Regions from separate parts of the Homo sapiens genome. Here all the other regions are linked to region 1. Evidence: chromatin contacts called from ENCODE Hi-C or POLR2A ChIA-PET data. All regions are on one chromosome and are shown on one strand. Each heading gives the region's core, a stretch centred on a gene start or an enhancer-like site at or near the end of the contact. The rest is flanking DNA. Distances are from core to core; before and after follow the strand shown. Region 1 holds the start of CDKN2AIP (CDKN2A interacting protein). Region 2 holds the start of LINC02427 (long intergenic non-protein coding RNA 2427). Region 3 holds the start of ACSL1 (acyl-CoA synthetase long chain family member 1).

Region 1 (2,729 bases), core at 156-2,655:
GAAAGGAGAAATCGTAATTTCTCCACCTTTTAAATAGCCAGATTTCTGCAATCCGTCCACCCCCTCTAGATTTTCAGCAATTATCTGTGAAAAGGAGGAAAGAACAGCAAACTAGAAGCAAAATCACAAAGCTTCAAAATTTCTTTGTGCCTCCGTTTTTATGTAGTTTCTTTTGGTATGGCAGGAAAATGGGCAATATTGTTTTCATACAATAGCTGTATTTTGTTCCAGCATGCACATAAATTACACAGTTAACCTTATCTGATCTTACCTAAAGTGACCTTTTTTTGCTTGCTTATTCTGATTCATGCATTTTTACATCAAAGTCTACATTTATTGAAAGAAAAATTTCATAATTTATATCATTTAACGTATTTATCTTACAGTGCATGTATACCTGGAATGGGAAACGTAACAATAAGCCAGCCAGCAGTTAGAGTACGTAACTGTGGGAAATGTAAAGTGGAAAAAAATATATAGAAGGAAAAAACAGCTCTAACAGGGAGAGAGGTTTGGGGCCCTATAGATAAATAGGTACATTTCCACTCCACCTCCGGACATCTGCCGGTTGGTGGTAAAGCTGTTGATTTTAGGAAATTCTAGAGACAGAGCGTTGTCGGGGTGTTGTTTTCCTACTGACCAGAACAGGAAGGCAATGCCTGGATTAACTAGAGACCTAATAAACTGCGGGAACAAGCCCTACCGCTGCGGGGCCAGGGCCAGCTTCGAAGGCTGCAAGCCTCACGGCAACACGGAGCCAGGTCCTCGTGTGACCTTACTGTCTACTGCTGCTATGTAAGGGGACTGGCACTCCCGCCCTCCTGAAGGCGCGGAGACCCCGACGGCCTCGGAACGCTTCGCTCGGGCACACTGAAAGCAGCGCGAGACGCAGCTCCCAACACTCTAACATGGAGGCCGGCTTTTGTTTGTTTTGGCCCCGCTCACACACAGGCGTCTCAGGGCGGAGACCACAGGCCCCGCGGCTGCGGGCGGCTCAAGGTCCCCCGGGACGCCCCCCTAGCGGACTTTGGCCGCCGCGCCCGGCTGCCTCCCTTGCCCGGGCCCTGCCCCTCTCGCCTCTGCTCCCGGCGCCGCAGCTGACCCGGCGGGGGAGGAGGACGGCAGGAGCGCGCGGCGTCACAAAGCGAGGACAGAACGCCCGGGGTTCCGCCGAGACTCGGTCGTCCCAGGCCAGCTCGACTTGCAGTCCGCCCTCGTGGGGCGGGAGACGCCCGACGCCCGCCCACCTCACCCCCGGGGTGCCCTCCGTGGCCTCACGGGGACGCAGCGTCGCAGCGGCCCCGGCGCCGCAAAGCGTCTTGGGAGCGCCGGCTCGCGCCGGAAGAACGCGAGGGCGCGCGGCGGCGGCGAGGTTATAAAAGGGAAGAAGCCGGCGGTGGGCGGAAGTGGGCGGTTCGGCGGCTCTGGGCGCTGTTGTTTGGTCTTTAGGCCTGCGGAGGGGCGTTATCTGGAGGGCCGCGGGTGCAGGCCGCAGTGACAGGGCCGCTCGCCCCGCTAGTCCTGCCTGTCTCCCGGTGCAGCTGTGTTCGCGGCCTGCAGGCCCAACATGGCGCAGGAGGTGTCGGAGTACCTGAGCCAGAACCCGCGGGTGGCAGCCTGGGTGGAGGCGCTGCGCTGCGACGGCGAGACTGACAAACACTGGCGCCACCGCCGGGATTTTTTGCTTCGCAACGCCGGGGACCTGGCCCCCGCTGGCGGCGCTGCCTCCGCTAGCACGGATGAAGCTGCCGACGCCGAGAGCGGGACCCGAAACCGGCAGCTGCAGCAGCTCATCTCCTTTTCCATGGCCTGGGCGAACCACGTCTTCCTCGGGTGCCGGTGAGTGAGGCAGCGTCCCTAACCAGCACGCCTCGTTTTGTGTGCCACCTGCAGACCGGGGCCCGGCGCCCTCCGCGGGACCGGCCTCGGCGGGGAGGGGAAGTTGTGAAGCGCGGGAATCCGCCGGCCCGGCTGCCCTCTAAGGGGGAGAAGGGCGTCCCTGCGAGGAGCCGACATGATTCCCGGACGTCTGTGTGCCCGGTGGTGTGGGCGCAGCTGCTGGTAGGGTTGCTTGTGTTAGGGAACAACGCTCTTGGGGACGGGTGCGAGATTTAAGATTAGTGAGGAGGTGCCCTGCCTCCCAGACCCTGGGGCACTTGTTTATGGGGTTCCAGGAAACAGTTCTTGGCGGTTGGTTCACTTTCTTGATTGCAGCCAGGAAATGCAGTCCCTGTGGCCTGTTTTTTGCACAAGTAGGACCTTAGAAAAAACACTTTTTAAAAATGACTTTTCCTTCTTTTTCAGATACCCTCAAAAAGTTATGGATAAAATACTTAGTATGGCTGAAGGCATCAAAGTGACAGATGCTCCAACCTATACAACAAGAGATGAACTGGTTGCCAAGGTGAAGAAAAGAGGGATATCGAGTAGCAATGGTTAGCAGATCATAGATGTGAACATACATAGGAGTTTAGAGCATAAGTTTGATATAATTAGGAATTATTGTTACTAATTTTTTTAACAAGCCAGAATTTTTATGTTATTAATAAGTAATAAAGTTGGAATGTTAAACCTAAAGTATATATCTGTGTCTTTAGGCTTTGAATTTGATAGTTTGCTTTGACTGCTTTAGATTTTGAAGTGTCCACTGTTGTCTGATGCTGTTATTTTTTTAATATTAGACATTCATGATGTTATTCAACACTGTTTTAAGAAATTAATGACTCCAC
Region 2 (2,700 bases), core at 40-2,539, 1.1 Mb after region 1:
AAGAAATACAGGGATGGCTCAAAGATAATAAATGCTAAAGGAAAGCAGGCTAGGGGAACGGGAAGAGAGAATATTAGGGAAGATGTACACGTGTGTAGGACTGCAATTTTAAATGTTAGGAAAACATAATATTTGAGCAAAGACTTTCTGGGGTATGAGGGTTAGTTTTATGTGTCAACTTGGCTAGGCTATTATTAATTATTATTATTTAATTAAATTATTTAATCAAACACTAATCTAGCTGTTACTGTGAAGGTATTTTGTAGATGCGGTCTGCTTTGAACGGCATTTCTAGCGGCCCTGGCCTTGTATTACACTGGACACTCTACTGATTACCAACTCACTCACTTTTGGGAGACTGTGGGGTTTAGGAACTATGTTGACATACTTTATTTTGAACTGCCTTCACAAAAACTGACAAGCAGGGAGGACCGGTAATATCACCCTTATTTTACAGACAAGAAACTAAGACTCAAAGAGGGAGACTAACCTGTAAGAGATAACAGAATAAATAGCAGAGCTGGGTGTCAGGCCACCATCCTATCCTTCTTGACAATATACTGGAAAGGAATTTGCAATCACTTCTAACTGCTCACCTTCCAGCCACCATTCACTCTTCAACCATTTCAATCTGACACACCCCCTAACTCAGATGTTTTGCTTTTTTAGGGGGGTGAGGTGGGGACTGTAGTTTTCCATGAATTACATACATTAAGGGTGTCTGTCAGTCAAGCGGCGCCTTAAGGAGATGTCTCATTCCCCCAGGCTACTGTCTTCAGAACAAACACATTAACCAAAACCAGTGAAAAGAACATGATAAGAATCCCGGGCCCAAGGATTACAAAGTACACAGCTCAGAACAATCTCTAAAGGAAGCACGCAGGGTAAAATACCCAACAGCCTCCTCTACGTTCCTCTAAATTTCCCACTGAAATCCCTTAAAGAGAAAACATTCACCACTACAATAATATCCAAGATTGTCAGCCTATCCCACAGTCTGGGAGGGATTCCTACAACTCCAAGGACGATGTGACCAAGGACAACAGCCAGCAGGAACCACCTGTGCTGGGCCCCCGCAGCGAGGGGCAAACACCTCTCTCCCGGTTCAGAGAAGCAAGATCTGTGCCCAACAAAAAACTAGACAGCCGTCTCTCTCTGTGGTGCCTGCTGCTTTTTTGTGAAAGAAAAACATAAGCTGTTCCCAATACCTTCCCAAGCAGCCGACAAACGAGGGCTCTTCCGCCTTAAACTTTCCCCATACCGGGCGGAGCCCCAAGCCACAGGAAACCTCCAGCAGGAAGTCGGGCTGCCAGGGCGGTGGCGGGCGCGGTGCATCCTGGGAGTTGTAGTCCGTTCTCGGAGGCGCAGGCGCAGTGGTGAAGGCGGGGAGCTGGGGGCAGCACCGCAGAGGATTGTACTTTTTCCTGAATGATACAGTCCTCCTTCCACATCCTTGGGGAATTGGTTCCAGGACCTGTGCTGATACCAAATCCGGAATGCTCAAGTCCCTGATATAAAATGGCGTAATATTTGCATATCGCCTACGCACATCCTCCGTGTACTTTAAATCTTCTCTGGATTATTTCTAATACCTAATGCAATGTAAATAATTGTTATACTGTGTTGTTTAGGGAATAATGGTAAGGAAAAGTCTGTACGTGTTCAGTACAGATGCAATTTATTAAAGGATATTTTCGATTCCTGGTTGATTGAATCCATCGGTGGGGAACACTGTGGATACCGAGGGCCAAATGTATGAGGGTGTCGAAAAAAAGTCAGGGGGTGCCGTTAGGAGACCTCGTTTCACAGAGGGAGGGTGATCTGATGAATGTCGGCCGCACAGGAAGACTTGGCTTGGAAACGGGTGTCGGCCTCCGTCCAGTCTCAGATCTGAAATGGACTGAGATAGCCCCCAAGTGGACAGAGTGGGGTGAAGAATAACCCACACGATCTACAAACGGGACTGTGGAACTGTGACAAAACGTCGTAGAATCAAGGAAGGCGAGCCGACGCAGACTCAGAGAAAGAACAAACCTCAGAGTCATCTACCTTATAAATAGAACTTTTTAAAAAATTTTTGGCTTCTTCAAAAACTATCCCCCCAAAAAAAACAACAACAAAAAGCACCAACGCATATTATATATTAGGACTTGTAGGCAAATGAACGTATGGCACAGTCTGGACTCATATACATCAAAATGTTAAAATTAGTCTTCTTTGGATGAGAGTGTTGCATTTTATAAAACTTATGTGTATTTTCCTCATTGTTTACAAAGATGAAATAATTTTTTGGTTTGAAATAAGTATAAAGAAAAACACATAGAGCAATTTTTAAACACCTTGGTATCTACGACAAAGTTTTATCATATTTACTTCAGATCCTTCCTCTCTTCCTTCCTTCCTTCCTCCCTGTTTCTTTCTAGAAAAGAAAAGAAAACCAAAAAAATTATGGCCGTGCACGATTGCTCATACCTGTAATCCCAGCACTTTGGGAGGCCGAGCCGGGCGGATCACAAGGTCAAGAGTTCAAGACCATCCTGGCCAACATGGTGAAACCCCGTCTCTACTAAAAATACAAAAATTACCTGGGCGTGGTGGCACGCACCTGTAGTCCCAGCTACTCGGGAGAATAAGGCAGAAGAATCGCTTAAGCCTGAGAGGCAGAGGTTGCAGTGAGCTGAAACTGTGCCACTGCACACC
Region 3 (2,700 bases), core at 77-2,576, 1.4 Mb after region 1:
AGAACAAGAAAGTAAGTCTCCCAAGACCTGGTCCTTTTCCACTATATCACACTGCACTGTCTGGCTCCAATCTGATGGCGAGCAATGGTTCCTTAAAAAGCTCCATCTTCTCAAGCCTACCCAGCACAGACCTACAACTCAAACTTTAAGTTTTAGCCAGCCTAACCTTCCACGTCCACTTGAAAAAAGAAAAAAAAGAAAGAAACAATCAACCGGAAGCCTTTGATTTTTTTGCTAGCAAGAAGCCAATAATTGTTTTCTTTGGGACAATCACAGGTTAAGTTGTGAAATGGGTGGCAGAAACTGCAAGATTTAACCAGTTTCTCTCAACGCTAATCAAAGGTCAAGAAAATAAAAGACAGGGCAGTGAGAGTCGCGGGACTTTAGACACTCCTGCACCAAGAAGCTTAAAAGTCTTAGCCAGGGCACTAGAGAACGCTTTTAGAATGGTCACTCTTAATTATGCTCCATAACCTTGAAATTGGACTGAGTGGGGAAGGGGTTTCCACACTCTCACAACGCACCGACTGGGGGAACGCCTGTCCCCAGACTCGAATCCACGTGTCCATTCAAGTCATCTACCGCCACTCTCCGTCTACGCTGCCAGGTGACAGACATCATCTTTGCTTCTCAATTTCAAAAAATGCCAGCACTCCTTAGATCAATGACTCCACGGCCAAGTGCAAGGGCCACGGGCACTCCTCTGGAGTCACCGAGAGAATGTCTGCCTCTGGCAGCGGCCTCTGAGCTGCCTGTGGGCCTCGTGCCGCCGCGCTGCGTGGGGCCGGCATCTCAGCGGGCGCGAGTGCAGTCTCGCCCCACGCGCGGTCCGAACGCCCGCGAGCCCGGCCTCTGGGCAGGCGGGGGCCGCGGACGAGGGCAACGTCAGCGGCCCAGCTGGGCCACCTCCTCCCAGCCGAAGCGCGGCCTCCGGCTGCTTCGCCGGGCCGGTCCCCGCCGCCGCACACACAAGGGTCGGTCCCGCGCGCATCCCCGGCCGCGCACCAGCCCCGCGCCCGCGCCGCCCGCGACTCAGACACAGGAAGCTGCGGCAGCACGGGCACCCCGGAGGCCTCCGGCTGCCGAGGGAAGCGGGGCCGCGGGCAGGAGGCCGGAAAGGCGGCGCGGCCCCACGAGCCTGGGGTGGCTCACGCGCCTCCGCGGCGGCCGCTGCTCCGGGCTCGGCCCTGAAGGGCAACGTCAGCCGGCGCCTCGGCCGGGGCCCGGGCACCGCCGCGGGAGCAGGCGCGGCTCCGCACGGCGGGCGCACTCACCTCCTCCGTGGACCGGCCGCTCCGCCGCCGGCTGTCACTGCAGCCCACTCCCTGCCCCGCGCCGGCTCTGGATGCTATTTAAGGCGCCGCTGGCGCCGCCGCCTCGGCCCGCTGGTTGCGCCCCCGCCACCGCCGCGGCTGAGCCAGGATGCTGCTGGTGCGCTCGCCGCGCCGGCCCCGCCCTCCCGCGGCCCCGCCCCGCCCGCAGGCCCCGCCCCCGGCAGGCCCCGCCCCGCCGAGCGCCCGGCCGCCCTCCTGTCTGGGCGCGCGTGGCTGGCGGGTGGCCGGCGGTCGAGAGGCTGCGGCGGGCGAACGCCGCTGGAGTCGCCCAGACTGCCTCGGATTTCATAATGAATCTGAGGAAGGACAAAGGGTACATTGGACCGCCTCAGCTCAGAGGCCCCGCGGACCCTGGGCCCCGCGATGCCCGAGGGGCGGGCGGCGCCCTCCGGATCCTGCACCCTCAGCCCGTGCCCCGCTGGCCTCCTGGCAGGCCGGGCAGAATTCTGCTGCGAGGGCCCTGGAGGCAAGGGCCTTCCTCTCCGTTTTTCCTTGACACTGACGGGCGCGGCCCCACAGGGTTTCCCCCACGCTCCCTGGCCGGAAGACCTTTTCTGTCTGGTGTCTGCAGAGCCTGACGTGGGCAGCGCCCGCAGCTCGCGCCGGTGCAGGGGAGCTGAGGGCCGACTGCGCGCTGCACCACGGCGGCCACCTGCTGTGCGGTTCTGAGGGCTTCCGCGGTTCTGAGGGCTTCCGCGTCCCTGCCATGCCCATCTTGGGGCTTCAGAAGCCAACACGATGGTTTTCGGGCTCACATCCCAAAGGCTGCTCTTCCTTTTAGCACCTGGGACCTACCAGGAACCTCAACCTCTAACAACATTGGTCCCCGTTACCGTGGAGTTTGCGCCCAGCGTTCGCTGGAGGGCCGTTTGAAGAATGATTGTTGTCGTAAAGGCCTTTGATAATAATAGATACTGTTTACCCAGTGCTTGATGCCAGGCATTGCTACAAACACTGCGTACACATTATTCTATTTAATCTTCATAACCCAGTGAGGTAGGTACTGTCATTACTGTCCTTTCACAGAAGAGGAAGCTGGGGCACAGAGGTTAAATGCTAGTGAGAGCAGTACCACACTTGGCACTCAGGCTGCCCCCAGAGTGTGGGCACAACCAACGCAGGGCTATGCCTGGGCTGCAGGCAGGGGAAACTGACCGTGGTTCGCTCCAGGCCTCAGCCACACTGCAGTTCACTCCCACAAATAACTGAAGGACTTTCCCTGGGTGTCTCCCACAGTGTGCTGGGCGCAGTGGTGCAGTGGGGTGAGGACAACGCACACACCAGCAACCTCTCTAGCAGCTCAGTCCTTTTAGATCTCCATCTTCCAGATCTAGAAAAAATGGACTCCACGTTCGTTTTCACTGGT

The links. A loop is a pair of places that touch in the nucleus more often than their neighbours do. ChIA-PET counts read pairs that join two places held with the same protein, here RNA polymerase II (POLR2A). Pooled maps may share reads with other maps.
Region 2: a loop to region 1 is called in a map of CD8-positive, alpha-beta T cell, with 4 times the contacts of the local background. The contact joins the promoter of LINC02427 here to the promoter of CDKN2AIP in region 1. A Hi-C loop is called at or near these places in 4 of 168 maps with a recorded cell type or tissue (CD4-positive, alpha-beta memory T cell, CD8-positive, alpha-beta T cell and naive thymus-derived CD4-positive, alpha-beta T cell), 1 of 37 single-sample maps with no recorded cell type and 17 of 50 pooled maps. POLR2A ChIA-PET finds 5 or more read pairs at or near these places in 2 of 52 experiments (CD4-positive, alpha-beta memory T cell and PC-9).
Region 3: a map of CD8-positive, alpha-beta T cell shows a loop between it and region 1 (7-fold over the local background). The contact joins the promoter of ACSL1 here to the promoter of CDKN2AIP in region 1. A Hi-C loop is called at or near these places in 2 of 168 maps with a recorded cell type or tissue (both CD8-positive, alpha-beta T cell), 2 of 37 single-sample maps with no recorded cell type and 17 of 50 pooled maps. POLR2A ChIA-PET finds 5 or more read pairs at or near these places in 2 of 52 experiments (MCF 10A and OCI-LY7).

Annotation. Positions count from the first base shown.
Region 1 is chr4:183,443,231-183,445,959 of GRCh38, forward strand. CDKN2AIP (CDKN2A interacting protein) reads left to right here and starts at 1,406. Exons shown (of 3, transcript NM_017632.4): 1 at 1,406-1,839; 2 at 2,305-2,435. The coding sequence starts at 1,568. RefSeq lists a silencer at 881-1,430 and an enhancer at 1,711-1,860.
Region 2 is chr4:184,536,294-184,538,993 of GRCh38, forward strand. LINC02427 (long intergenic non-protein coding RNA 2427) reads right to left here and starts at 1,290. Exons shown (of 3, transcript NR_147158.1): 1 at 1,209-1,290. RefSeq lists enhancers at 1,021-1,230, 1,301-1,630.
Region 3 is chr4:184,824,642-184,827,341 of GRCh38, forward strand. It overlaps ACSL1 (acyl-CoA synthetase long chain family member 1), which reads right to left and starts at 1,327. Exons shown (of 21, transcript NM_001995.5): 1 at 1,275-1,327. It overlaps LOC105377587 (a long non-coding RNA gene), which reads left to right and starts at 1,530. Exons shown (of 3, transcript XR_939564.4): 1 at 1,530-2,330. RefSeq lists enhancers at 576-645, 1,896-2,399, 2,006-2,055, 2,226-2,505 and a silencer at 816-1,775.